Linked DNA regions of Mus musculus: region 2 is linked to region 1. The links are chromatin loops, found by intact Hi-C in ENCODE. Cell type or tissue: heart. All regions are shown on one strand. Region 1 holds the start of Nelfa (negative elongation factor complex member A, Whsc2). Region 2 holds the start of Fam53a (family with sequence similarity 53, member A).

Region 1 (4,000 bases):
TCAAAACACACTAAAGGGACAGTAAGTAGCTTGGCTGGTTATCAGCAAGACACACAAATGACTCAAAAAAAAAAAAAAAAAAAAAAAAGAAGGCAGGAGCAGCAGGGCGGAAAAGCTAACCATTTGCAGGTGGTGCTGGACCATCACAGCCACCTGTAAAACTGAACTCAGCTTCACACTGAGAAACAGACAGACAGACAGACAGACACATGGAGACCACAGGCACCTCACCTCAAAAATGGAGTACTTCCTGAACAAGGCCATTCAGAAAGCTAAGCCATAGCTGGGAACTAGGACAGTGGTGAGCACCAATTAAAGAGTATTCCTCCAAAGCAACAAGTCAGGAAAAGAAAAGACAATCCGGGTCAAAATGGGTAACTCACACACAAAAAGAAAGCTAAGCAGCAGAACAAGCAAATAGTACAAAGTTCAACCAAACAATCCTACTAATATCTAAATACCTGACCTACTTGTTTTAGTGAGTATAATTCAATAAAACCATTTTGAAAGGCCACCTGGTATAATCCTACTGTCACCTCCAATGTTACTTCTAGAGTTCACATGAACATGTATTGTATCAGTCACAACAGAACAAACATGAAACAGAAAAACACAAACACACACACACACACACACAAAATGAATGAGAAAAACCAGCCACAACCTAATCGTCCATTTGCTGTCTGCTTGAAGAATGGAACCCCATAATTCGGAGTAAATCAAACTGTCTGCAACAACTTGGATGAATCTGTCCAGGTGTTTACCAACAGAAGACACACCCACACCACACGGAAAATGAATATAACGTGGAAACCTGTTGCCGTATTAAATTCAAATGAGGCAAACCCCAAATACTCGTGTGTGCTAGGAATGCACACACGATTGATAACCCTGCCAAAATAAAACCAAAAAAAAAAAAAAAAAGCCTCCTGCAGGAAAGAGGAATGGAGGTGCTTTGGAGGGACCAGCCTTGTTTTCATGTGTGGAGATAACAGGAGTCATTTAGCTAGCTCTCAGTATTTTTTAAACCGAATAAATATGCAGTTTTGTGTATATGGTATAGTGCAGCAATAAAAATTAATGATATAAAAATAATACAATAACTGGAAATGTTTAAAAACTAAGGTAACTCGGTGTTTTTAGCTGCTATCAGATGTAGTGGCCCAGACCTCCAGAGATTGAGACTGGAGGATACCAAGTATGAGATCAACCTGGGCTACACAGTGAAACTATACATATATTATTTGCGTATGTATTTGCAAAGCATAGTATAAGTTAGAGAGATGCAATGTGGAACAAGAGTACACTGAAAAGAAGCCACAGAATAGCCGGGCGTGGTGGCGCACGCCTTTAATCCCAGGAGGCAGAGGCAGGCGGATTTCTGAGTTCAAGGCCAGCCTGGTCTACAATGTGAGTTCCAGGACAGCCAGAGCTATACAGAGAAACCCTGTCTCAAAAAACAAAAACAAAACAAAACGCCACAGAATAGAGATGAACGCAAGCCGACTGATATTTGGTAAGGCAAAAGCAACAAAATTAAGGTCAGCAGTCACATGGAAAGTTGCACTAACAGCCCCGAACCAAGAGTAGCTTCGGAGCTGAAGCATCCAGCACTGCGGAAGGGGCGGGCCTGGCTGTTGTGGCCATGGCCCCACGACCCCCGAACGCGACAGCGCCCAGCGGCTGGAAGTACTAAGGTGTAGGGGCTAACGGCGCCAAAACGGAGCTGCGCGCGGCCGGCGGGAGAAGGGCAAGGTGCGGCGCCGGAGCCGGCGGGAGGCAGGAGCGGTGCTCCGGCCGGAGAGAGGCTGGCCCGCGTCCTCACCTCGTCCACGGTGCGGCGCGGGAGATGCAGCGTCCCGAGCAGTAGCTTGAGCTTCACGGCCGAGGAGAGGCGGTGGAAGCAGAGGCGGATGTTATCGATGACCGCGGCGGTGAGCAGGGACGCGATGCTGGGTGGCGCCCACAGCTCGTCCGTGGCGCCCAGCTTGTTGTGCAGCCACAGGCCGGTGTCACTCTCCCTCATGGAAGCCATCTTGGCGGCGGCAGCGCGCGTCGGCCGGCATCTTACGCGGACGCCTACGTGTCCCCGGCGAGGACCCCCAACATGGCGGCACCCGTTGGCGCGGGGCGGGGTCTCGAGTGCAACTGCAAATGGCCCCGCCTTCTGGAGGCTTCGAGCCGAGGCGCAAGAACAGGGAGTGGGCGGTGAGTCTCCGCGAAAAGAACTCTGGGTTTCCGTAACGCATGATGGCGGCACCTACTAGGGCGCCGGGCAATGCCGTAGCCATTTGAGTCGCATCCGTGTGTCGTCGAGATGTTCCGCTCAGAGTACCGCAGTGAGGCGCAACAGTTTGGTTTCCCGGTGTGCGGCTCATTGGAAGGAGTCCGGAGAGCGCGCTGGGCTCGTTCTCCACAGACAGTCTTGAATGGCCCTTGCCCGTCCTGCATACAGTGCTGCCTCAGGTCCGCATACAGGTCCGTTCCGTGTCGGGGATGTCACTAGGCCATTTCCCATGGTTATGTGGTCGCGATGGCTGTGGTTAATCATCAGGGCAATTGCAAAGTAGTTCAGAGTACGGTCTTTCAAAGGCTGATCCTCCACAGCTGCTGAGAAGCCTAAATTCACCCTGTAGTGTCTCTCTTTATCAGAACTTGACAGTGTAGTTCTGTCCATCCTTCGAACTCACTCTGTAGACCAAGCTGGCCTCAAATTCCGAGATCCACTTACCTCTGCCTCCCAAGTACTGGGATTAAAGCCCTAGGCCACTCACAAGGCAGTGTCAGCAAAAGTGGCAGTAGGGCACGACTCTGGTCACAGATATTTAGGAGATTGAAAAGGATCGGTTGGGCCGAGGAGGTAGAGGCCATCCTGTGCAAAATAGTGAAACGAATCTCTTAAAACACTAAGTATCCTGGGAGTGGTGGTTCATGTCTGTAATTCCTGGAATTTGAGCTCAGATAGGAGGGTTTGAGTCCATTTTGAGCCACAGAATGAAAATATATAACTAAATGTAAATTGTTTTCTCCTAATTGAAATATTTCATGAAGAGGGGAGAGCAGCTCTTAAGACTTAGCATGGTAATTAAATGTACAAGCCTGAGGAAACTTGGAAAGGCATAAGACTCACTAGGCCACTTCCCATGGTTATATTAACAACTATTGACAGAAGAGACTGTGGAATTGCCTGATTCAAGGGACTGGGAGCCTCAGGTATCCAGCATTTGGTGACAGCTGTAGTGGAGTGGTCTTTCCTGACACTTTAAGTTACTCAGACTTGCCTGGTGGTGGTGGCACACACCTTTAATCCCAGCACTTGGGATGAAGAGGTAGGTGGATTTCTGAGTTCGAGGCCAGCCGGGTCTACAGAGTGAATTCCAGGACATCCAGGGCTACACAGAGAAACCCTGTCTTGGAAAAAAAAAATGTTGCTCATCCTTGAAGTAGGTTTTTGCTACTTTGTGGGTTCTTTTTCCCACCCTTCATCCTCCCATCCATTTCACCCTCTATCATTAGATAGAGAAGGAAGGATAGAGGAGGAGGAGAGAGAGAGAGATCCCTGAATCTAGTTTCTTCTTTGAGCACCGCTACTAACAAACCACAATCCCCTCCCCCTGCTCCCAATGGCTAACAATCACCAACTCCACTTATCAGGGCTCTAGCATTTATATACCCTCTGAAAAATTCCCAGAATTTCAAATGCCACACAAACACAGAAACTATCTGCAGCTGGCAAAACCATGGCTCTGCTAATCAGTCAGCTGCTACAAAGCAGCCCCATATCCCCACACTTAATATTAAGACAAAAACATAATATTTCTGTGTTTTTTAAAGAAAGCAAAATATCAGAATTCTGAAAATTGCCACTACACATAATTGCCAGGTGTGGTGGTACACATCTTTAATCCTAGCACTCAGGAGGCAGAGTCAGTAAGGTTTGAGGCAAGACAGGTCTACAGAAAAAGTCCCAGGACAGCCAAGGCTACATGAAGGAAGCCTG
Region 2 (4,000 bases), 310 kb before region 1:
CTTTTAAAAAAAAGGAAGCTGGGCAGTGATGGTCCACACCTCTAGTCCCAGCACCGCAGAGGCAGGGGTAGATGGTTCTCAGAGAAACCATGTCCTGAAGAACAGAAAAAGAAAAAGAAAGAGAAAGAGAAAGAGAAAGAGAAAGAGAAAGAGAAAAAGAAAGGGAAAAGAAAAAGAAAAAGAAAAAGAAAAAGAAAAAGAAAAAGAAAAAGAAAAAGAAAAAGAAAGGGAAAAGAAGATTGTTTGGGCTACAGGGTTAGCTCACTGGTTAAGAGCACTGGCTACTCTTGCGGAGGACTGTATTAGATCCCTCGGAACTACATGATGGCTCATAAACTCCTGTAACTCCAGTCCTATGGGACCACCACTCTCTTCCCTCCTCCAAGGACACCAAGCATGCACGTGATGAAGACACACAATCAGGCAAAACAGTCACCCACACCCATGAAACAAGTGTTTTAATTTAAAAAGGAAAAAAAAAAAAAGGATTGTTCAGCATCTTCTGTCTCAAGAGTAGCAACTAAAATTCTCTCTTTTACGGTTGCCAAATCCAACCTAGGGGAAGATCTGAAAGGCCATGTGACTTGGTATGGCTCCAGTCCAAGCCACAAGCTCACACACCAGAGGAAAAAGTTCCAGAACCAAGATCTAAGCTCCAGGGACAGCAAGCAGAATCATTTATCAGGCCATGAGAAGGGACCGGGCTTGCTATGCTCACTAAACAAAGAGACGTAAAGAGGAGAACAGGTGCCAGAGGAGTCATCAGAAAGAACGACCAACCACTAACCAAAACAGCAAAGTCCATCTACTCTTCCTAATCAATTTCAATTTCCACCTTGGCGTAATATTCAGAATTTGGAAAAACTATCCTCGGTCCTACCTTGTTCTGAGATGCTGAACTTCCCTTCCAAGACCCACTTTCCTAAGATGACCAAATATGTATTTGAAGCAGCAGCATCAGTGAGCACAAGTCAAATTTCTTAATGTAAAAACTAAAGTACACCTTTCAAGTCAAACTAGTCCATCTTCAAAATTCTCAGAGCTGAAACATCATTATAAACTTAAGTAGTGGGGCTGGAGGGTTAGAATAAGCTTAGATTCATACTTAAAGATATATCTAATGATTAAATACCTTGAAGTGCAAAAAATTAAAGTGATTTTAATTTGGAGTGATAGATCACAGATCTGTAATTAAGACTAATGTACAAAGGCAATAGCATTCGGAGCGGTAAAATACATTGTGAACATCGCACATCCCATCCTCCACACAGGAAGTCTTAAAGGGACTTACACACCCTCAGTCTACGCAGGAAAGTGGCTTCGGAATAGACTTCCAAGTCACCTTCCACAGGTCGTTGGGGAGGATCTGCTCTTGGGATTCCCTTAAGGGACCATCATATCTCGTCAAACTTCCTGCTTCCTGAATACAAAATAACAATCACTGAGTCTCAACAACAGCGGGTTCACGGGCCCACGGACTCAGCATGGCGACAACAGGTCTCAAAGTCGACATGAAAAGTGATTCAACAAGTGGCAGCGCGCCCCAGGCGCAGCGGGCAGGCCTTACCGCCTGGCGTGCAGGAGCGCGCACAACAGAATGCTTGGGGCCTGGCCTAATTGGAGGGGTCCCCGGACTCGCCACGAGTTCGGGGAGCTGGGGCCCAGGGGACTCTAGGGAGCTGGGGCCCAGGGTTCTTTCAGATGCTGGGTCCCCGAGGACCTTAGGATGTCGGGGACACGGGACACGAGGACAGTGCTGGGCCCGGGGCGCGCGGGGACCTTAAGGTGCTGAGACGCCGGCTGGCCCTAGAGGGTGTTCCGCGCGCTGTGCCGATGCACCCGGCTCTCGACGTGCGGCTGCGCGGCGCCGGCCGACGTACGGAGACTCCGGGATCGCAGCGCAAGGACACGGCGTTGCGGTGGCTGGAGCTCTTAGCGATGAGCAGGCGAACGACGGCGCAGAGCACTCTCCGCGAGGCGAGTGAGCACCGAGCTCCGTAGCTGGGGCAGGGCGCCGGCCGCGCAGGCCGCGCTCCGCGCATGGGGACGGTGAGCCTCAGTCACCGCGGAACAAAACCGCAGCCGACGCCCCGCCCCCTCCGGACGCCCTCATTGGTCGCCGCGCCGCTACCACCGCCCCGAGCCGTCAGCCGTCCGCTCGCGCACCCGCCCGCGGAAGCCGCCGCAAGCAATCAACCCTCAGCCGCACCGCTAGGCGGGCGACGTCACTGCCCGGCGTGTTGTGGGTGTGGCCTCGTGACGCCCCGCCCCCGTTTCCTCTCACTTCCCTCCTACGGGTACCGTGCGCCGCTGCTGGCCCCGCCCCCCTGTGCGAGCTGGCCCGCGCCGGGTGTGACGTTAACCTTCGGGTGTCCGCGGGGCATCGAAGGCCGGTAGTGGTACCTATAGGCTCCCGGATTCCAAAGTCCGATGTGACCACCTTCATCTCCCTGCCTTTTTTCTTTTTCTTTCTTTCTTTTATAGCAAAATCTCAGTATGAAGCTCGGACTGTAGACAAGGATGGCTTCGAACTCCTAGAGATCCTTCTGCCTCTGTCTTCCGAGCCCTGGAATTAAAGACAGGCGCCACCAATGCCCAGCTTCTCCTGTCCTTTGCTGGTAATGTGCCTTTGGGCAGGACCCTTCCCTTTGGGAGTCTCATTTCTGGACCTACCGTGTGACTGGAAGGCACTTTTGTGCATTGGGTACCGGTGCTGTGAAGGAAAGCTGCTCTGCAGGTGGGTGTGACTGGGGTGGAGCACTTCTCAGGGTGCTAGAGGCCAGGCGCAGCAAAATGAAACCGCCTGCCGACTTGGCTAGGAATAGGCTGCAATTTCACAAGCCTGTAATCCCTAGACAACCTTGTTCCCAAACAACAAAAAGTAATTTTAAAAAATGTTGCAGGGTTAGGTACAGCTACTTGATGTAGAAAATGGAATAGTTCTCATCTGGAATAAGACCTAAAAAGGAAGACATTAGAAAGCCACTGGGTATTCCTGGGGCACACCAGAAGTCTGGGCCCTGGCCACCACGTTATGGGTCTGGTAAATCCAGTTCTGTACAGGCTCAGAGGCCCAGCCAAGGGAGGCCAAGATCAACTAGAATGAGTGCCCTCACCTGCTGCATCACCTGCGACAGACCTTTCATTTCCTCCTCCAGGTTTCTTGAGGACAGGGGACTTGCGACCTGGATCACAGCAGGCAGGAGCCAGATAAGGACTGAGACATCTGGCAGGCACCTGTGCCTAAGAGGAACTCTGCCCAGAACAGTCCTCAACCACACTCTCCCTGGGCAGATCTGGACCAATGGTGGCCTTCTCAAATCACCACGGTCACCTTGTGTTTCCCAAGCCCTGCAGCTGATTAAGTTACATACGCCACACAGCTCAGCTGTATTTGAGTAATTCCTAAAGGCTTTCAGTGTGTGCCCTTTTAGGGTAATTTTCAGGGAGTTGATGAATTCACATAAAACCAGAAAGTATTTCAAACTCTCCCACAGATCAGATTGCAGAGAATGGCTTGCAAGCCAGCTGTGGGATTTCACCCAATGTCTGATAGTCCCACATAAACCACACTGGTGATGCTGAGGACAGGTGCCAGTATCAGTGTTTATCATGTCCCAAAGGTAACCAGCCAAGGGAAGATATTAAAATCATCCTTGGTTCACAGTTAGGCTGCTACTCCACCAAGGGGCCATTTTCCCTCCATGACAAAGAATAGCAATGTCACCAGCCTGTCTCCTCAATGCTTGCCTCCATCTCCCTGAGAATGTTATGTGTACCTCAGTGGGCCATGTGAAGGGGAAAGACAGTGATGGCCTAACTCCAAACCTCCACTACTCAGTGGTATACTACTACAAGCATGGGGACAGCCCGGACGACTCTAGTACATGAGTTTGCTGGTGCAGTTTCAACAATGGGTGCCAGAGGAACACACCTTAACTCACCCCAGCAGACCCTAGCTCACTTTGGTCCACAACAGCTTACTTACCCCAACACACCT

What was found. Peaks named below come from ENCODE experiments on the same cell type or tissue, not always from the same donor. Only the 100,000 strongest peaks of a DNase experiment are listed, where the experiment ranks them.
Region 2: a loop joins it to region 1, with 3 times the contacts of the local background. A loop is called at or near these places in 1 of 42 quality-filtered maps.

The regions. Positions count from the first base shown.
Region 1 is chr5:33,934,201-33,938,200 of GRCm38, forward strand. It overlaps Nelfa (negative elongation factor complex member A, Whsc2), which reads right to left and starts at 2,071. Exons shown (of 11, transcript NM_011914.3): 1 at 1,826-2,071. The coding sequence starts at 2,035. In heart, a CTCF peak has its summit at 1,841; a DNase peak (open chromatin) is centred at 2,171; H3K4me3 peaks cover 3,017 bases; H3K27ac peaks cover 1,620 bases.
Region 2 is chr5:33,627,558-33,631,557 of GRCm38, forward strand. Fam53a (family with sequence similarity 53, member A) reads right to left here and starts at 2,078. Exons shown (of 6, transcript NM_178390.3): 1 at 1,780-2,078; 2 at 1,296-1,420. It also overlaps Gm9903. In heart, a CTCF peak has its summit at 2,209; DNase peaks (open chromatin) are centred at 604, 2,214, 2,684 and 3,184; H3K4me3 peaks cover 2,871 bases; H3K27ac peaks cover 2,529 bases.